Regions from separate parts of the Homo sapiens genome. Here regions 1 and 3 are each linked to region 2. A link is a loop called in an ENCODE intact Hi-C map of the cell type or tissue named here. Cell type or tissue: endothelial cell of umbilical vein. All regions are shown on one strand. Region 1 overlaps BLOC1S5-TXNDC5 (BLOC1S5-TXNDC5 readthrough (NMD candidate)). Region 2 overlaps BLOC1S5 (biogenesis of lysosomal organelles complex 1 subunit 5). Region 3 overlaps BLOC1S5-TXNDC5 (BLOC1S5-TXNDC5 readthrough (NMD candidate)).

Region 1 (5,000 bases), 52 kb after region 2:
CCTGAAATTGTACCCGGGAGGCTTTTTATTTTTATTTATTTATTTATTTATTTTTTGCCATTTGGGGCTGTAAGTCTCTCAGGATGAAAAATACCAGAAAAATATTTTAAACATTAATTCAGTCAAAATATTTGAAGCTCCCATTACAGACGATATATTTTCTAGTAGTTTGTTCTTAGACTTTCAGAAAGGTTTTGTAATTATTTCATAATTTTCAACCCCAATAAAATGTTAATATTTTATTGACTTGGTGCAAATCAAGGTCATAGAATGAATGGAGAATGGAAATCAGTCATAGCGTATCACCTACTGCCTGCTCTTCCTCATTCTGCTCTTTCTTTTTTCTTTTTTTTTTTTTGAGACGGAGTTTCGCTCTTGTTGCCCAGGCTGGAGTGCAATGGCGCAACCTTGGCTCACTGCAACCTGCGCCTCCTGGATTCAAGCGATTCTCCTGCCTCAGCCTCCCAGGTAGCTGGGATTACAAGTGCCTGCCTCCACACCCAGCTAATTTTTGTATTTTTAGGAGAGATGAGGTTTTACCATGTTAAAGTTATTATACATTTTTATTTTCAGAAGAGTCGTTTGGTTCTTTCTTAAACGCCAGGCTGGTCTCAAACACCTGACCTCAGGTGATCCACCCACCTCGGCCTCCCAAAGTGCTGGGATTATAGGCATAAACCACCGTGCCCAGCCCTCTGTTCATTTTTGAATCTTAACTGCTACAAATAATGCTTTCTTGTGACTGGTCTGGCAATGATAGCAAAACAGCATTTCCTCTGGTATTTTCCTATTTATGTTCCATAAGCAAGAGAAAACAAACTTGGATTTTCAGATGTGATACACTTCAAAGAGCAGTAAGTTAGTAAGTACGCTAACATTTGATCCTCACAAAAACTCAAGCTTCAAATTATCTCTGAAGAAATAGTCCAAATTAATTTAAGGTAAGTAAATACAGTACTCATATTTGTATAACATAACTTAGAGCCTACTTTTTAAGTGCCTTATATGTAGTTTAATCTTATTTCATCATTATAACCAAGAAATACCCATTATATTCTTTTAGAGGAAGAGCAAAACAGCACAGAAATACAAGGAATATAGTGTTTTGCCCACCCAATGTTGAGCTAGCAACAACACATCAGATAGACTAAATAATACTTTCATGGTTTTTAAAAAAATCCATAAGTGATACCATGAAAATCCATAGTACAGATGGATCCAAAAATTTTTCTTTATCATTACATCGCTTTCTAAAATGATAGTCTGATGTACTACAAACATTAATAAGTCAATATGTGAAATTCTGCTCTAAAATATTCTGAATCATTAAAGGTATTTACTATTATTTCATCATTCGCTGTGTGGTCAGGCTTTGCCATAGGTTAAAATATAACATGAGATGATAGATATGTTAATTAGCCTGATTGGATCATTCCACAATGTATGCATATATCAACCCATCACATTGTACCTAATAAATATATACAATTATTTATCAATTTAAAAAAGGAGCCAAGCACAGTGGCTCACACCTGTAATCCCAGCACTTTGGGAGGCTGGGGCAGGAGGATCACTTGAGGCCAGGAATTCAAGACCAGCCTGGGCAACATGGTGAGACTTTGTCTCTAAAAAAAAAATAGGAAAAAAGAAAAAGAATATAACATGAATGTAGGTAAGATTAAGATAGAAAGTGCCACCCTGGGAAGAGGCCAGTAAAGTGCCACCCTGGGAAGAGGCCAGTGCATGATTCAAGGACATTTAGAACAGACAACACCAAGCTCAAGTGGTGCAGCATTTACTGATAGCAAGAGAGGAGAGAGTGTGTACACAAGATCCAGCCGTTTGCGTCAGTGCCCTGTGGCCAGCAGGTCCACTCTGCAGACCATGTGGTCAGTACTGTATTTTTTTAAAACTTGAAATGAATGAGGATATGTGCATTCCATCATTCCTTGGAGCAATTGTTTTCCCCTTTTAACTTTAAAAAAGAAAAGTTTGGTTGAGACCTGGCAGGCATTGAAAGTTAGCCTCCATTGCAAGTATTATCACCATTTATGAGTGTGAGGTTTTACCATAATAGAAGTCAGTGTACGAGGTTATCTGTGTTGTGCTTAAAATTTTCTCTACATAGACCTGATTTTTGACTTTTGTGAAATTGTTTATATTGCTAACATTTATCATTCAGAGAAAATATTCTGTAAATGTTGATTTAATGTAATAGTTTCCCTTAAAATAGAATTTATAGAGAATTTGAAAAGAAAACCACAAGTTAATTCACTTTTTAAAAAACTTCATGTCATCTGAATACTTAAGCTGCTTTGTTTGGAAAGTGTCTTTTTAAAGAAAATAGTTAATAAAATTACAGTAAGATAATTGTCACAAAATAAAAATCTTAGGTGGCCAGTTGTGTATTACAGAGATTTGGTTTTAACAATTATACAAGTTATTTAAGTGGGAAACATTAATATTAAATTTTATTAAGAAAAATTTTGACACCAAAAAATCTGTCCTTCACTTAGAATATAAAATGTATAGCTGAACACCAGCAGGTGTCACTGTGATAACATGTTTTCCCCCCCTGAACAGTTTTATGTGGATGGGTGCATACCATCTATGGACAAAGATATTTAGGAGATAATAAATGTAAGTTATATAGCTGAATAAAAATACCAAAATGTAGGAAAAGCCTATGAGTTCCATGATGGTTAGGAATGCTGTATTTTTTTTTTTTTAGGATTGCTGTATTTTTAGGAGAATTGTATTTTTTTCTCGCTTTCTTCATGTCATAAACATACAGTCTTCCATTATGTAAGTGATGTGCTGTTTTATTAGCAATAAAAGTAGAGTAAAAATCCCTTTATATTTGGGCTATGTTGAAGTATAGAATGGTACAAAAATCATTAAGTTACACCTTGTATAACCAAAGCCAAATTAAGAAACAGAACATTCCTAATAATGTTTTTATATGGGTTTTGAAAAACTTGGCCAGGCGCTGTGGCTCACGCGTGTAGTCCCAGCGGTTTGGGAGGCCGAGGCAGGTGGATCACTTGAGGTCAGGAGTTCCAACCTGGCCAATGTGGCGAAACCCTGTCTCTACTAAAAATACCAAAAAAGAGTTAGTTGGGCATGGTGGCGCGCACCTGTAGTCCCAACTACTCAAGAGGCTGAGGCAGGAGAATCGCTTGAACCCAGGAGGTGGGAGGTTGCAGTGAACCGAGATCGTGCCATTACACTCCAGGCTGGGTGACAGAGCGAGACTCCACCTCCAAAAAAAAAAAAAAAAAAGGAAGAAAAGAAAAGAAAAAAACTCTTGGTTCATTCCTCCAAATTAAGGCAGTTATAATTTTTAAGTTAATGTTTAAAGGCACAAAAATATAGCAATTGGTCGAAAATAGAAATTTAAGAGCTAGTTGTCAGTATTTTTTTCCCCACCTAGCATGGAAGCCAGAGTAGGATTTAATAAACATATGAGCATTGTTCTGTGTCAGGATTATATTCCAAAAGGCAGATAGTCAGAAATAGCACTCTATCTTAAAGGAATTTATAATTGAGTTGTGCACATGTAACAATAAAGTAGAAAACCAAGACCGTAACGTTACATAATACCACATCAAAGACTATGATATGCTAAGCAGGCAGCGTATGACTAAAATAAGTGAGTCCCAAGTAGGAACTGTCTTTGTGAGTTGTGGTCAGGGAATCATTTGTAGTAAAGATAAAACTTGAATGCAATAGGATTTGCGTTATGAAAAGGATGGCAGAATCTTTCCAGCTCAGTCTAGTTCAGTAAGCACCTGTGTTCCAGGAACTAGGGCTAAGAAGCTGACTAAAGCTTGGTTTCTGCCCTTGTTTATCAAAAACACAGGTGGACATACTTTTGGGAAATTTAGACAATAATCCATAGACTTCTTTGATGTTGAAGCAGTAGTGGATCAGTCTGGAAATTGGAAAGTGCACTGGAAATTGGAAATGAGAGAAGACTTGCATTTTGGTCATGCTTCCATCACTAAATTTGTACAGAGACTTTAAACACATCACATAGATGGTTTTCACATCATTTCCAACTTTAATAATTTGTGCTTATCCTGTAGGTAATGGGACTCTTACTGTAAGTGGCACGATGAAAGTGTTACAGGAAGGTTACTCTGTGGACTCAGATGTATGACTGATAGGTTGAGGAAATTATTAGCCTGCATTAGGATTTTTTTTTTAGAAAGTAGCTGAAAATAGCAATTTCTAGTCTAGACAGGGCAGGGATAGAGATGAAGATCTTGGCTTGGAAGTTAAGATTATGGGAATTTTTAACATCCATATATAGATATGTCTATGGACTGTTTGTGTTACTTATGACAATTACTGGCATGGCTTCAGATTTAGATAATCTCTATTTCTCTTTTATGTAAAATTGTAATTCTTAGCCCAAAGTGACTGAATTTTTGCTTTTGAGAACACCATTACTATAAGTAGGAAATCAAGAAAGTTATTAAATGGCCTTTGTCTTTTAGGTAAGTATTTTGCTTTTTATAATCAGTGCGAAAATACATCAGGTTTTATTAAGCAGCTACCTCTATTTAAGGATTTCCCATTTCCTTTCCCAGAAGACTGAATTATTCAAGGAAAAGAATGTTTTATGCTGTTTTATATCCCATGCATAGGACATGTGCTGACCACATATTAAAAAGGGGAGTTCGTGGGGGCTATGAGGATGCAAAGGCATAAGAATGATATCATGGATTTTGGGGGCTCGGGAGGAAGGATGTAAAGGGGTGAGAGATAGAAGACTACACATTGGGTGCAGTGTACACTGCTCAGGTGATGGGTGCACCAAAATCTCAGAAACCACCACTAAAGAACTTCTCCAGTTCCCCAACAACTATTGAAATAAAGAGAAAAGAAAAGGGAAGTTCTTGCTGTATTACAAGGCTGACCATGAGTTAGTTTGGTTAAGGAAGATTTGAGTTATCCTTGCTATTTACATTGCATTTGTGTTTTACAATAATTGA
Region 2 (5,000 bases):
CAAGTTAATTATACATGTTAAGTAACATGTGTAATTGGTTCAGTTAACATGTTAATTAGCGTGTGTAATTGGTTTAGTTAACATCTTAACGTGTATAATAGGTTCATTGTTCGTTAAGCAGTAAGTTCCCACAATCTGATTATACCACATCGTCATCATTTAAAAAAAATTTTTAAGTCTTTTTTATCTTTTTGATATTTTATTTATTTATTTGTCATCATTATTTATTATTCTTATTAGGAATAAGAATAATGTGGGAGACACAGAAAATTATCCAGAGACTATTCCTTTACCGTGCTGTGTAAAGATGGTTACCAATTCCTTAGTAAGAAGAAAGTGGAGGCCAGGCGAGGTGGCTCAATTTATCCCAGCACTTTGGGAGGCCGAGGTGGGCAGATCACTTGAGGTCAGGAGTTTGAGACCAGCCTGGCCAACATGGCAAAACTCCATCTCTACTTAAAAAAATACAAAAATTAGCCGGGCATGGTGGCATGTGCCTGTAGTCCCAGCTACTCGGGAAGCTGAGGCAGGAGAATCTCTTGAACCCAGGAGGTGGAGGTTGCAGTGAGCCGAGAACGCGCCATTGCACTCCAGCCCTGGCGATGGAGCAAGACTCTGTCTCAAAAAAATAAAAAAAGAAGAAAGTGGAAATTTCTATACAAACTTGCTATAAGATTTTTACAGTGTGTTGTATAAATATGTTTTTAAAATTGTATTGAGTTTTACATGTATAGAGTGTGGATTTAGTTCTTAAATGTGGGAGTTATATTTTCTTCTTTTTACTTCACTTCAGCAACCACATTATCAGCAAATCTACCTCTAAAACATATCTTAAATCTTTCTACTTATCTTTCTTGCCACTACCCCTATCCCAACCCAGCTCACCGTCAGCCCTCACCCGGCCACCTGCAGTAGGCCCCTACCTGGTCTCCTTAATTTCAGTCTTATCTCTGTGAAATAACCTTTCTCACACAGTAGCCAAATGGTCTGCAAATCCTGTTGTACCACACCCTTGCTTAGCCTCCTCCTACTTTGGCTTTTCTTTACATGGAAAGCGCACTCCAGCTCCTTGGCTCTACTTAAAAATCCTAGATGATCTCTGACCTCTACTTGTCTTTCAGACTTTATTGTACACAACTCTTCCCTCCTTGTGTTTCAGCCACAATTCTTCCTTTCTTTTTCTTTAACACATCACGATTGTTACAGCATCAGCAATTCCATCTTCCTAAGATGCTGCTACTTCTCATTTTTCGCATGGCTCATTATTTTTGGTTTAGATTGCAGGTTAAGTATCACCTCCAGCCCTTTAATCCAAAGCAGTAACCAGTACACTCTATCATGTCACCCTAATTTACTTCTCTATATGGCACTGTATTCATTTTCTAAGTCTATGTAATAAATTACCACAAATTTAACAGGTCAGAACAGCTTATAGTAACAGCTGGTTATATAAAGTCAAACAAAATGTGTTGAGCACTTATTTTATGTGAGGCATAATATCAGGAAGTAATGATATGCCAGTGAATAAGACAGACATAGTCCCACCCTTCGTTCTTACGGTGCTTTGAAGAATGGTCTTTATTATTGAAGAATGGTCTCTGAAGGGCTCAAGAACATTTTATCAGCTAAGTTTGAGTTGCTTTTCTTGAAAAGTACTTGATCCAGTCTTTTCACACAGTGACCAACACAAGACCAATTGGTCTTCCCTCCCCATTTGGCCTTCCTGAGGGTTTAGTGTAGCACACAACTTCAGGCTCAAATGCCTTTTCTGTCTGTTATAACTCTCATCTCAAATTAGAAGGAAAAAGCTCAACATGTTTCAGAGGCTTTAGGTTTGAATATACATCTGCATTATTTGTACTTCTTTTCTATCATGGCCGAAACAATGATATCAGATAATTAATAAATGTGGTCTTTGGTTAGATAGAGTGGCAAAGCAGAGCTGCTGGTACCTCCTGGAAGTTTCATCTTTTCTGTATCATTTGAATGTAGGTTACTTTAAGAAAAACTGGCTAGCACTTAAAACTAAAGTTGTTTATATGTTTAAAAAACTTAAGGTATATGGCAACAATTACCTTTTTCTTTATAAAATTTTATTTGTAAAAGAAGGGAGTAAGTACCACATGGTGGCAGCATTACTTAAATTATTGAAGTCCTCTTAGGCTATTTTAAGCTCTCTTTTTGTTTTCATTAATATTTAAGGACAGATGACTGTCTGTCTCCTGACTTTATACAAACTCTTTTTCCCTTGATTCCAATGAACATTATGGACAGAGATTCATAAGGATCTCACCTTTCAGGTGGAATCCTTCCAGTGAGTATTAATGTAATAGTATCAGTGGGTAAAGGCATTGTCCTCTGTGCCACTGTCTTTCTAGCCTTGGAGGAACTGTTATGGCCTTTCTCAGGTGGAGCAGAGCAGAGACTGATGGTGGTCAACAAGTATTTAGACATGCTTATAGAGTATATAGTCCTGTATAAGTTCCTTATTTAGTTTTTAGCAAACTTTATTCATGCAATGCTTTATGGAACAGTTATTGAATACCTATGTATATCAGTAAGGAATGTGTTTAGTTAATAGTGACAGATATCTGAAAAATAGTGGATTTAACAAGTGATTAATTTTCTATCACAATATGCAGAGTTTAGAGTTAGCTTAGGGCTGGAATGGTGGCCCTATAACGTCAGCTTTTTCTTCCAGTTTTACCTTCTATCCCCCTAGGATGTTGCCTTTGTCCATATGCTTACAAGGTGGCATTTTTTTTGTTTTGTTTTGAGACAGGGTCACGCTCTGTAACCCAACCTGGAGTGCAGTGGCACGATCATGGCTTACTGCAGCCTCAACCTGCTGGGTTCAAGCAGTCTTCTTACTTCAGCCTCCCAAGTAGCTGGGACCACAGTAACCCGTCCTCTGAATGGAGCTGCATAGCTCCCTTCTCTGTTCTTACTTGTGTTTGTCTTTGAACTAAGAGACCATTCTCTTGTACATGTAAATTAGTCTCTGCCATAAGGAATGAAATAGTTTCCACTACTCTCTCTTGATTCTTCCAGATTACAATGCCATGGCCGGCTATTTTTTTTTTTTTTTTTTTTTTTTTTTTTTTTTTCATAGAGACAGGGTCTCACTGTGTTGCCCATGCTGGACTCAAACTCCTGGGCTCAATTGATCCTCCTACCCCAGTCTCCAAAAGTACTGGGATTATAAGCATGAGCCACCATGCTCGGCCTACAAGGTGGCTTTTGGACCTCCAGCCATTACATGTGCATTTCATGTAGCAAAAAGGAAGGCAGTTAGGAAATAGCTAGCAGTCTCTGTTATAGGCATGTTACCACTCCAAATAAAATTTAGGTGTTGATAGCAAGAGAGAAGGGAATGGAGGCAGAGGTACCAGTCATACAAGACATGTACAAATAAATAGGAAACAATTCCTACCTCCGTGAAGTTTACCATCTAGGGAGAAGAAAGGCATGTAAACAAAGAGTCATCATGGTGTAATTGTTATAAGCACGAAAGACTTGAGAGCTCAGAAGAGGAAACAACTCGAGAAACAACTTCTAAGAGAGCTCAGGGAAATTTTCATAGAATGGGTGATGTTTGGACTGAAAGAAAAATAAGTGTTAGGAAAAATGAAGCAAATGTTGGTTAAAATTAGAGACAAAAAGAAAAGTATTTAATAGTGCAATAATTATAAGAGTTGAGTGGGATTGTTTTAATTAATTCTAATGTGGGTTAAATTGATCAAGAGAAAATTCCTCCAAAGGCAGCACAGGAATTTCACTTGATCTCCTGATTCCTTGTTTTTGGTTAGATTACTAGAGACACTGTCAGGTTAAAACATCATTTTATCAGAGTGTCTGTTCCATATAACACATGAGAAGTATGTGTAGACACCGTATGGTTTTAAATCTGGTGACTGAAAGAAAAATTTAAATTATGTCAGTCTCTCATTTTCTCTCTAATGCTATCAGATTACATCAGAAACCAAGCTTTATGAGTGCTGAGCTTTGCTCTGAGAATTTTCATGCCAGAAACAATATACATATATAAATAAACAAATGTTAGTATATTCTTCCTTGTGTGATAAGTGCGAACAGTTACCCCTCAGTTAAAAATATCAGCATAAAAACAAACGCACACCAGATGGTGAGTTTAAGGGAAGAGACTTTCTAACGTCTTTTTTGTATAATAGTGTCATGGGTTTTTTGGGGTTTTTTTGTCTTTTCTTTTTTTCTTTTCTTTTTTTTGAGACGGAGTTTCACTCTTGTTGCCCAGGCTGGAGTACAATGGTGCGATCTCGACTCACTGTAACCTCCCCCTCCCAGATTCAAGCGATTCTCCGGCCTCAGCCTCCCAAGTAGCTGGGATTACAGGCATATACCACCATGTCCAGCTAATTTTGTATTTTTTTAGTAGAGAACAGGGTTTCACCATGTTGGCCAGGCTGGTCTTGAACTCCTGACCTCAGGTGATCCAACTGCCTCGGCCTCCCAAAGTGCTGGGATTACAGGCGTGAGCCACCACGCCAGGCCTTTTTTTGTCTTTTAAATTGATTATTAATGGGTTGTTAGAGAGCTATGGCTACTAATTCACTTACTGTGTGTAACTACCCGTTTGCCTGCTACAATAAATAACCCTTTAAATAAGTAGTTCTCTTAGTAGGTCACGGACTCCTTTAAGAATTTTTTTCCCCAGAAAAATGCATAGAGAACATGTCTTCAATTTGACTACAATTTCAGGAGCACCCTGGAACCCCAAAGCCCATTTATAGGCCCCAGAATAATAACCTGTCCCCTGAATGGAGCTGCATAGCTCCACTCTCTGTTCTTAGTTGTGTTTGTCTTTGAACTGAGAGACCATTTTCTTGTACATGTAAATGAGTCTGTGCCATAAGCATTGAAATAGTTTCCACTACTCTCTCGATTCTTCCAGATTACAATACCATCTGGAGAAGGTGGCAGTGGCGGGGGCATAGTTTTATGTTTTGTTTTTTTTCCCCCTT
Region 3 (5,000 bases), 67 kb after region 2:
TTTTTTTTCCTTCTTTTTTGTTTTTAGAGACAAGGTCTTGCTCTGTTGCCTGGGCTAGAGTGCGGTGGTGTGATCATAGCTCATTGCAGCCTTGAATTCCTGGCCTTAAGCGATCCTCCTGCTGCAGCCTTCCAAGTAGCTGGGACTGCAGGCACATGCCATGACACCCAGCTAATTTATTTTTGTGTAGAGACAGGGGTCTTGCTGTGTTGCCCAGACTGCTCTTGAACTCCTGGCCTCAAGCAATCCTCCCACCTCGGCTTCCCAAAGTGCTGCGATGACAAGCGTGAGCCACTGCATCCAGCCCTCCAATTTTAATTTTCTCTTGCTCTCTTTTTAATTACATAGATCACTGATGCTTATCTTTTTTAAGTAGCAATCGCAGACCGTTTTAGGAATCTTTTGGTAACTCCATCCCCCAAAACACATACACAAACAGTTATAGGTGCAAATTGGCTAGTTCACGAATTTGGTGGTACAGAAGCCCAGGGACGTGTAGGTGGCGCTGGTTCGTTAGTTTATGTAACCCGTTTTCTTTGTTTTTTTTCATCTTGCTTGTTTTCCCTATTAGATGTTAGGGCTTATACAGGTGAGAGTGGTGTTACAGGAGACTGGGCAAAAGGCTTAATGTCAGGACCTGATGGTTACGTAGAGGTCACTGCATCTTGTGTGGTTTTTCAGGCAGAACAGTCATATGATGGAAGATTGTAAAATATTATTAGTTATTTGTTATAGTTAATATATATGTTAGCAAAGAAGTGAGGAAGAGGACTCCTACATACTCCTACATACTCTCAAAGGAGAGTATAAATTGATGTAACCTCTTTGGAGGGCGATCTGAAAATATCTATCAACATTTAAAATGCACATACTGGCTGGTATGTGCTTAACAAGGTATGGCACATACTTGTTAAGATGTGTACAGAGGTCTTTGTTGTAGCTTTTCATATGAGAAAAATACTAGAAACAACATAAATATCCATTAATATGGAACTGGTTAATCAATTGTGTGGTATATTTGAATGGGAATACTATGCAGCCATGAAAAAGGATGGGTTAGCACTAAACATGATAATATGGAATGATCTCCAAGATGTTATTATGTGAAAAAGAAAGATACATTTTAAAAGGAGAAAATGCACACATGCTTGCATTTGGATATTTCTAGAGTGTATACCAGCAGCTGGTACTGATGACTGCCTCAGGGTAGGGTCTGAGGAATCAAGGGTCTGCAGGTCTGCAATGGGAGGGATACTTACTTTTCCTTTTTCTATTTATTGTAGTGCCTAAATCTTTTTTTTTTTTTCGAGATGGAGTCTCGCTCTATCGCCCAGGCTGGAGTGCAGTGGTGCGATCTCGGCTCACTGCAAACTCCATCTCCCAGGTTCACGCCATTCACCGGCTTCAGCCTCCCGAGTAGCTGGGACTACAGGCACCCGCCACCGCGCCCAGCTAATTTTTTGTATTTTTAGTAGAGATGGGGTTTCACTGTGTTAGCCAGGATGGTCTCGATCTGACCTCGTGATCTGCTAGCCTCAGCCTCCCAAAGTGCTGGGATTACAGGCGTGAGCCACTGCACCCAGCCTGTAGTGCCTAAATCTTTTAATCAGGTCCTTGTATTACTTATTCAATTAAAAAAAAGAGCTAGTTAAAAGGAGTTAATTTTAAAAATTACTGTGCAATATGAGCAAAAGAGGTTAGTGGATATTTACATTTCCTAACTGCAAGGAGATAAGGCAAAATGAACAGACTTCTTTTTTCCTTTTCTTTTTTTGCCTCATTCTCTAATGTGAGATCAAGGGGGCACCTGATGGAGTTAAGAACTGGGAAATGAATAAATCAAAGGAAATAGCTTTTTGCACAGCATGTAGCTAGTCTAAGGAATTTACCGCCAGAGGCAGTCATAGAGTCAAATACTGTGGCTGGATTTTTTTTTGGAAGTCTGGTCACTATGACCAGTCATAACATTTGTAGTTATGCAAGAAAAGATAAGGATAATCAAATCTGATGGTGCAGGATGTAAGCTGATCATTGCAAAGGAAGGAATTTCTCCCCAGCCTCCCTTCTTTTTTGGCTTCTCCCAGTGCCTCAGAATAACATTACACAATTAGCTAGGTCTGCTTTGAAGAGTTGACAGTACTTCCTCTGAATCATTAGGTATTATCCACAGCCAAGGGAAGGATTCCAGGCCTGCCAGAGCAGCAAAGCTCAGAACTCTTTTTTTGCACCCAGAGCGATGGCCCCTTCAGTTCCAAGTTCAGCGTTTTGGCAGGACAGCCCTCCTGCTGCTCTGCTCCTCCTGCCATTCCCGGTGAAGAACATGTTCAAAGGGAAATAATGGGTTTCAGCTCTTCTCCCGTTGAGCTGGCACTCTCGTATAAACAACAAACCCAAGATTATTGAGGGACTGAATAGATGTTCAGGAAATAATTCATGCTTTTTTCTCTTTCTCTTTCCTTCTTTGGCTCTGACTAGTAATGAATCCCTCCACCAGGGGGTAGACAGAAGACATAAAAGAAACCAGCACTGACCAATCTCATTTAGGCCCCAGTAACAGGTTTCATATTGTTCTAGGTCTCATTCATCCAAATAACCCAAGAAATACTGCACCCATTTACTGTCTTATATTTTAAGATCAAGAGTAGGATGTATCAAATTGACTTCGATTTGAGCAAGTAAGTAGAGTGTAGAATAGTATAGTATGTCAACATGAGCCAGATAAATTGCATTAACTAAAATCTACTGCAGATGAGGCCATTCTGTTTCTCCATGTGACTAGTTCAAAGGCAAAACTTTAGTCACATAAATGAGAGGACCTTCTTTTTTAAAAGTTTCTCCCCCATGTTATGGAAGCTGGCAACAGGCAGGCAGGGTATGTCTGTGTGCATGTATATGCATGCAGGGTGAATGCCCTTCCCTTTTCTGTCAGCCAACAGCTGGATGACTCCAAGACAACACAGTCAGTGATCCCAGGTCCATCTGGTGGCCACACACAGGGGCACGGCCTCTTGCTTGTCCCACAGACAAGATTCAAAACAGTCACCCAAACACCCAAAGTTCCAGGAGAAAATTTGTATCATTTTTGTTTGGCTAAATTATGTCTTTAAAAGTTCCAACAGAATTTTTAAAAATATCTCTTATTACATTTAATTATAATTTTAAAATAATTTCTTTGCTACTCAAACTCATCGACACCATGTACAACCTTACCTTTGAAGCTTTTTAGGAGACCCATTTCACTTCCAGCATTGTCCAGTAGAACTTTCTGCAGTGGGGGAAGTGTTCTTTATCTGTGTTGTCCAATATGGTAGCCACTAGCCGTATGTAACTATTGAGTACTCGGAATGTGGCTAATGTGTCTAAGGAACTGAATGTTTAATGTGACTTAATTTTCATTGACTTATAAGCAACAATGCCACCTGAACTTTAGCATTTCTTATATCCTCAGCCCATTTTTACTTTAGCATCCTAGCAAACATTCAGAAGTGACATGGTCATTTTCTTCCTTCTGGGATGGAGCGTTGGCTCTCTTTATTGTCATTAAGATCTTTGAAAGCAATAAGAAGATATAATTAGCCGGGCATGGTGGCTCACGCCTGTAATCTCAGCACTTTGGGAGGCCAAGGAGGGTGGATCACCTGAGGTCAGGAGTTCAAGACCAGCCTGGCCAACATGGTGAAACCCCATCTCTACTAAAAATGCAAAAAATTAGCCGGGCCTGGTGGTGCGCGCTTGTAATCCCAGCTACTTGGGGGGCTGAGGCAGGATAATCTCTTGAACCTAGGAGGTGGAGGTTGCAGTGAGTCGAGACTATGCCATTGCACTCCAGCCTGGACAACAAGACCAAGACTAGTCTCAAAAAAAAAAAAAAAAAAAAAAGAAGAAGATGTAATTTTTCTGTTTTCACACAGTTTTAGGAAAAGTGACACAGACTTGTCATTATGCAAAGGCTACGGTTTTTACTCAAATCCTGTCATGGGGCCTGTGTTGATACCTAATATCCCAATGGTAACCTCAACCTGCAACAGTAGTGAGGCTTTTTTCTCTAAATGGTATAACCCATAATTTTAGACAATAATAAAAGTTTAAAAATCTAATTTTTGCACAGCCAAGAATAACATGGGGTACTAGGAAATTCCATCAGCAAGGCAGGCAACTTCTTGGCATCAGGGATTGTGTCTTTTATCTGTTTCCTTAGTTCTAGCATAAATTTTAATAAGTGCTTCTCAAATGAGTGCTTTAGTATATGAGTGGATGAATAAATGTGTCTCAGAAGTCATGCTAGTAACATAACATTAAAGAAGCCTCTCATTAAAGCTCCTGGTGCCCTAGCAGGTATCTTTATTGGCAGATAAGTTATGGAAAGACACAATGTAAGAAATAGTATTTTGGACTCATGAAAGAACTCATATAAAAACATTGAAAACTCATCCATGACTAGTTTAGATAGTTTGAAGAATAAGTGGTACCCTGTGTTTATAAAGTATATGGGTCCGTTCGTTTTCACAAAAAAAAATTATTTCTCTCTGCATTTATTTATGACAATGCATGTCATCTTTCCTGGTCATGCCTTTTCACCTCGCTCTGCCTTTGCCTTATGCTGACAGACACATGGCATCGTCAGCTGCCTCCCTTCCTTGACTCCTGCCTTGTTTTACAATTATTACAGTCAGGTGTATTAAATTACAAACTAAGAGCCTTGCTTTCTGCTTTAAGATGCTTTACAGGATAACCTCAACTTTTCCTTGTTCCTGTCTCCTTTCTTCATTGTTGTCAAAATGATCCATCGGTTTCTTTTCTTTTTCTAAATAACTGATAAAAGTTTATTACATTAAAACCATATATCACTTTTATATTGCATTTGCCTTTTCCGAATGATACAAAGTAGAAGCAAATAGAGACACTTCATTAAAATGTTGATTCCCTATTCCTTTCCCTAAGACCCAGCCCTCCCTCAAATATTCTCTCCCACCCCTTACAGAACTCTGTCCTTAATAAAA

What was found. Peaks named below come from ENCODE experiments on the same cell type or tissue, not always from the same donor. Only the 100,000 strongest peaks of a DNase experiment are listed, where the experiment ranks them.
Region 1: it touches region 2 in a loop (4-fold over the local background); 16 of 110 quality-filtered maps call a loop at or near these places.
Region 3: a loop joins it to region 2, with 2.1 times the contacts of the local background. A loop is called at or near these places in 12 of 110 quality-filtered maps.

The regions. Positions count from the first base shown.
Region 1 is chr6:8,003,982-8,008,981 of GRCh38, reverse strand. All of the region lies in intron 4 of BLOC1S5-TXNDC5 (BLOC1S5-TXNDC5 readthrough (NMD candidate)), which reads left to right. Among named protein-coding and RNA genes, the nearest start is that of BLOC1S5, 58 kb to the left of the region's middle. In endothelial cell of umbilical vein, a CTCF peak has its summit at 2,565 (motif pointing right); DNase peaks (open chromatin) are centred at 2,561 and 4,151; H3K27ac peaks cover 1,593 bases.
Region 2 is chr6:8,056,465-8,061,464 of GRCh38, reverse strand. The region is part of intron 2 of BLOC1S5 (biogenesis of lysosomal organelles complex 1 subunit 5); the gene reads left to right. The region is part of intron 2 of BLOC1S5-TXNDC5 (BLOC1S5-TXNDC5 readthrough (NMD candidate)); the gene reads left to right. All of the region lies in intron 4 of EEF1E1-BLOC1S5 (EEF1E1-BLOC1S5 readthrough (NMD candidate)), which reads left to right. Among named protein-coding and RNA genes, the nearest start is that of BLOC1S5, 5.4 kb to the left of the region's middle. In endothelial cell of umbilical vein, a CTCF peak has its summit at 2,089 (motif pointing right); a DNase peak (open chromatin) is centred at 2,184; H3K27ac peaks cover 916 bases.
Region 3 is chr6:7,989,669-7,994,668 of GRCh38, reverse strand. All of the region lies in intron 4 of BLOC1S5-TXNDC5 (BLOC1S5-TXNDC5 readthrough (NMD candidate)), which reads left to right. It also overlaps the pseudogene PIP5K1P1. Among named protein-coding and RNA genes, the nearest start is that of BLOC1S5, 72 kb to the left of the region's middle. In endothelial cell of umbilical vein, a CTCF peak has its summit at 2,483 (motif pointing right); DNase peaks (open chromatin) are centred at 2,018, 2,438 and 4,158; H3K27ac peaks cover 3,873 bases.